Regions from separate parts of the Homo sapiens genome. Here region 2 is linked to region 1. Evidence: chromatin loops called from intact Hi-C (ENCODE). Cell type or tissue: Calu3. All regions are shown on one strand. Links, peaks and the distances in the headings refer to the core of each region. The heading gives the core; the rest is flanking DNA. Region 1 has its middle 83 kb from the start of LINC01347. Region 2 overlaps PLD5 (phospholipase D family member 5).

Region 1 (2,929 bases), core at 101-2,600:
TTTATTTATTTACTTATTTATTTATTTTTCCTTTTTTTTTCCTTTTTCTTTTTTTCTTCTTTTTTTTCTTTTTTTTTTTTTTTTTGGACAGAGTCTCACACTGTCGCCTGGGCTGGAGTGCATTGGTGCAATCTCGACTCACTGCAACCTCTGCCTCCCAGGTTCAAGTGATTCTCCTGCCTCAGCTGCCCAAGTAGCTGGGATTACAGGTGTCTGCCACCATGCCTAGCTAATTTTTTTGTATTTTTAGTAGAGATGAGGTTTCACTATGTTGGCCAGGCTGGTCTCGAACTCCTGACCTCGTGATCCACCCACCTTGGCCTCCCAAAGTGCTGGGATTACAGGCGTGAGCCACCGCCCCTGTCCAGGATTGCTTTTATAGCCAGTCTTCAGGTGCCCACTGTAGGAACAATGTCATTTAACCCTCGGGATTATTCTGTGCCAAATCTGGATAATGACTAATATTCAACACAGATATTCTCAGCTCAGAAGAGCAATTAGCAAATTCAGAAATTCTAAGTGCTTGCTTCCTTTTTAGTCAAATACAAATGTTTGTTAAAAGATATTATTTTGCTTTACACTTTTTCTCTCAGAAATAAACAGATGCTTGAATTCCCACAGTGCTGCTTGAGCCTCACACCATGTCATCCTGCCAGGCACCCAGATCCAGTTCTAGAGTTTCACATGATCATGAGTGTTGGTTAATAAGTCAATGTGAACTGGGAGGGGAGATTTTTCAGGAGTGCCACAGGGCTCTCCCTTTAATCACATACACTCCCTGCTTTCATTGGAAAGTGTACGATGATGTCAGAGTGCCCCAGAATGGAGCTAGTTGGAAGACTGCCGTCATAGGGATGCCTTAGTGAATTAATAAGGTTTTAATTTCTGGCTCTCAACTTTGTAGATGTAAAAGTTGATTTATCAATATGTGAGAAAGGATGAATCTTTCTGAAGGTTATGTCATCACACTCACTAAGCACACAGAGAATAATGTCTAGAATCTGAGTGCCATGTTATCAAATTATACTGAGACTCTTGCAGTCACATGGGCTGATATGTAAGCATCGTCATGCCTAGTACAGACTCTCCCTGCAGATGAAATTATATGGGATGCTAAATTATAATCAGAACAATGTTTGGCGAGCCAAAACTACAACAAGGGAAGCTAATTGGATGAATTTATAAAAATATGCCTCAGCCAAAATAGCTTAATTCAGTCTCCCTTATCATAAGGATAATCTTGCCTAAAGGGACAGTAATATTAAAGACACTAGGAATAACCTCTGTACTTTGGACAGTAGACCTGCATAGCCCATTAGGCCTCAATGAAGTCTTATGCAAGACCAGAAGCCAATTTGCCATTTTAAGGTGATTCTCCATGTTTCTGCTCTAACTGTGCTTCACAATACTCAAGACACTGAATCAGGATGTTTCCTGGAGTGCAGGGAGCTGTCCGTGGTACTGAGCAGTTCTCAGCAACCCAAAGATCCTACTGACTCCTCATCAGACTTCTTTCTCACTGGAATTTTACACCTGGGCTGTTAACACCAGGCCAGGTCAAATTCAAAGGAGAGAAAAAAGCTCATTATGAAGGGTAAAATCCAAAACACTGTGCATAAAGATATGTGTGCACAATTTTTATACATAAAGATTTCATAAAGCCAAAGCATCAGGAAATGAAAAGAAATACAGAAAGAAAAATGATGGTAAATGAGACATTAATTTACCCTTCTAATCTCTATCACAGCAAAAAGATAATTTAAAAATCTATATGAGAACCACAAAATACACAAAAATTATGTAGCAAAGCCTATAGCCTGAAAAAGTAAACATTGAAATTTGTATGTCCATAAAATGTTTACAAAATTGAGTACATATTACACACCCCACCGCAAAAACATCTAAGCAAAGTAGAGACTGTAGAAATGCTACAGATTATATTCTCTGATTATGACACAACAAAACTAGAAATTACGGCATGGAAATTTAAAAGCTTTCTCTTAAATAATTCTATGTCAAAAAGAAATCCAGGCTGGGTACAGTGGCTCATGCCTGTAATTCCAGTACTTTGGGAGGCCAAGGTGGGCAGGTCACTTGAGGTCAGGAGTTCAAGACCAGCCTCGTCAACATGGCGACACCCTGTCTCTACTAAAAATACAAAAATTAGCAGGGCCTGGTGGCGCATGCCTGTAATCCCAGCTACTTAGGAGGCTGAGGCAGGAGAAATTCTTTGAACCCAGAAGGTGGAGGTTGCAGTGAGCTGAGATTGCACCACTGCACTCCAGCCTAGGTGACACAGCAAGACTCTGTCAAAAAAAAAAAAAAAAAGAAATCCAAATAAAATTTCCAGAATATGTGGAAAATGGTGATAATAAAAATATTACACATGTGTAATCCCAGCATTTTGAGATGCCAAGGTGGCAGCATCACTTGAGGCCAGGAGTTCACAACCAGCCTGGACAACATAGGGAGACTCCATCTCCACACACACCAAAAAAAAATTTTAAATAGCCAGGTATAGTGGTACTTCTTGTAATCCCATCTACTTGGGAGGCTAAGGTGGGAGAATCACCCAACCTCAGGAGTTCAGGGCTTCAGCAAGCCATGATCATATCACTGCACTCCAGCCTCAGCAACAGAGCAAGATCTTATCTCAAAAAAAAAAAAAAAAATCACATGTGGGAAATAGCTATAGCACAATAAAAATAAATGTATTAAGTATGAACAACAAAAAAGCTAGTAAAGGTTGAACAACAACTATCCTTAGGAAAGTGGAAATAATGTATTAATAAATATGAAAGAAAGCTAGGCACGGTGACTCACATCTGTAATCCCAGCACTTTGGGAGGCTGAGGCAGGCAGATCACCTGAGGTCAGGAGTTCCAGACCAGCCTGGCCAACATGGTGAAATCTTGTCTCTCCTACAAAT
Region 2 (2,929 bases), core at 331-2,830, 550 kb before region 1:
CCCAGTCTCAGATGCTCTTCCTCTGGAAAACCACTTGGCTAATTCCTTTACCTCCTTCAAGGCTTTGCTCAGATCACATCTTGTCAAAGAGTCTTATCCTGGCCACTTCATTTTATGCTGAATACTGCCCACCTCCCACATACAATTCTGATTCCCCCATCCTACTCTAATTTTACTTTTTTCTCTGTAGCACTTTTCTAATATAACATATAATTGCAAAATAGTATTATGTGTCTTCCCTTGTTAGGCTGTAAGCTTCATGAAGGGAAGTATTTTTGTTTGTTTTGTTGCCTGATGTATCCTAGGTGTGTAGCGCTGGCATACAGGAGATATTCAGTAATATTTACTGAATAGAACTGTAGAAAAACGGACCATCAAGATACTCAACAGATTAATAATAGTGACTGCTAGTGAGAAATTAGTACGGGCATGCAATTAGGGACAGGTTCAAAAGAGACTTTATCTAATGGGTAAAGAAAATGTGGTATATATACACAAAGGAATGCTATTCAGCCTTAAAAAAGAAGGAAATTCTTGTCATTTGCAACAACATGGATGAACCTGTACGACATTAAGCTAAGTGAAAGAAGCCAGGCACAAAAAGACAAACGCTGCATGCTCTTACTTATAAAAAGTGGAGCTCGGCTGGGCGCGGCGGCTCACACCTGTAATCCCAGCACTTTGATAGGCCAAGGCGGGCAGATGACTTGAGTTAAGGAGTTCGAGACCAGCCTGGCCAACATGGTGAAACCCTGTCTCTATTAAAATCACAAAAATTAGCCCGACACAATGGCATGCACCTGCACTTCCAGTTACTGGGGAGGCTGAGGCAGGAGAATCGCTTGAACCCAGGAGGCGGAAGTTGCAGTGAGCTGAGATTGCGCCACTGCACTCCAGCCTGCGGTACAGAGTGAGACTCCATCTCAAAAAAAAAAAAAAGTGGAACTTATAGAAATAGAATAGAGCGCTGGTTACCAGGGCTGAGTGGGGAGGGTTGGGAAATAGGAAGATGTAGTTCAAAGGCTAACAAGTTTCAGTTAGGAGGAATAAGTTTTCAAGATCTATTGCACAGCATAGTGACTATAGTTAACAATAATATATTTCAAAATTGTGAGAATAATCTATTTTAAATGTCCTCACCATAAAAAAGGTAAGTCTGTGAAGTGACGGATATGTTAAGTAGCTTAATTTAATCATCCCACAATGTAAATACGTATGTCAAAACATCACATTGTAACAATTCTCACTTGTTAATTATAATAAAATTTAATAAATAAATTATTTTTACTAAAAGAAACTTTGTCTTTCTCTGCAATGTTTTGTTTCTTTTTAGTTAAAAATGGTAATGTATATTCAGTGTTACCAAATGTTAACACTTGTCAATTCTGGATATCTTGAAGGTAGTGGTTATAGTAGTCTGTGCACTTTTGTACTGCTTAAATTTCTCAACATTTTAAGTACAAGCAAGAAAAGAAAGGCTTTGTGGTTTTTATAGCAAAGAGTCCCTTTGCTCCTCCAAAAAGAATAAAAGTAGTCTTCTTAGAATTCCTGTAGCAATCTCGTTTCTTGACCAAATATAGCAATTTGGCAATTACCTCATCCCCTCCCTTATCACTAGAAAATGGAGCTAGCAGAGTTATGAATACAGAAATATGATCTTCTTCATTAACTTGACCTCTCAACACTGTGCAATGATGGGAAAATCCAAGTTAAACAGAACCGGCGTTCCTAAGACACAATCATTGAAGTTACCATGAGGGCCCACCAGGTGGTGTGTGTGCATGGGAGTCCTTACTACTGAACGATGGTTCCCAAGCATCCCTGAGAAGCACCATCCCAAAATGGCCTTTGTTAGAGAGTTTATAAGCTGTTTCAGTCTATCTGTGACTTAGGTACTCATGAGTGAGTTCAGAGCTCTGAAGAAAGCCCCTTCCACTGTGCCCCCAGTAGAACCGCCCCCCAAAGCAATATCTCTATGTCACAGAGCCCTACAATCTCTTGGCAGAATTAAAATTGTATTTATTTTGGAAAATAAAACTGTGTGTACACTCATTTCCTTCTCAAACATTTCACAGCAAAACAAAAGTTGGAGTGCCAAGAGTTATAAAATTAGAGAGGAAATGAAAATCTGTTATTTTCATAACAAGGTCTTTTAACATAGCCAAAGTATTTTGAGTTCCAAAACAACTCACATCCCCAAATGGTAGTTTTCATAGTGATTTATTGACTTTAAGCATTTGTGATGGGCTGTAACCTAATTTTGAACAGAGCCATTTTTAAGTTATGCTGGAAGCTGCTGGATAATCTTTCCAATATGATGGTTAGATCAACACCTAATATACAGACAAACTGTATGTAATAGCCTCATAATATGCCAGCCAGATACGTAAATTATCCTTATTTTTTTCATTGCAAAGTGAGATAAGCTTGTAGTAAATAAATTCAAGTAATTTGGGGGCAAAGTAAAATAGAATAGCCTTTCTTTACTTTTCACTGACATTTCACTCCTCAAATTAATTAAATAACTTACTTCTTAAATTACTGTGGACAGTGTTGTGCCTATATCTGCAGACCTTTACAAACATGATTTTAATTTTTATTATACTAATTGAGATTTTACCATACACATTGTTCTGAAACATTCTACTCTTTACTTAACAGTTTTTATGATGGACTATTCTGGGTCAATATCAGCATATGTAAATACATACACACACACACATACACACACACGCACACACACACACATACACACACATATATATATACTTTTTCCCATCAATTTCTTTGATGACAATGGTATTTCACAAAATAATAATAGCAATAACAACCACAGCAAACACTTCCATAATTCTTACTATGCATCATGCTCCACGTGGTTTACACATTTTAACTCAACCATGACTCACAACAACCCTATAAGATAGGT

Evidence for each region. Hi-C counts contacts between places; a loop is a spot of excess contacts. Peaks named below come from ENCODE experiments on the same cell type or tissue, not always from the same donor. Only the 100,000 strongest peaks of a DNase experiment are listed, where the experiment ranks them.
Region 2: it touches region 1 in a loop (13-fold over the local background); 6 of 110 quality-filtered maps call a loop at or near these places.

What each region holds. Positions count from the first base shown.
Region 1 is chr1:243,017,774-243,020,702 of GRCh38, forward strand. No RefSeq gene overlaps it. Among named protein-coding and RNA genes, the nearest start is that of LINC01347, 83 kb to the right of the region's middle. RefSeq lists a silencer at 1,330-1,530. In Calu3, for the core only: no CTCF peak of the experiment used is centred there; a DNase peak (open chromatin) is centred at 1,458.
Region 2 is chr1:242,465,968-242,468,896 of GRCh38, forward strand. All of the region lies in intron 1 of PLD5 (phospholipase D family member 5), which reads right to left. Among named protein-coding and RNA genes, the nearest start is that of PLD5, 57 kb to the right of the region's middle. In Calu3, for the core only: a CTCF peak has its summit at 1,791; a DNase peak (open chromatin) is centred at 1,774.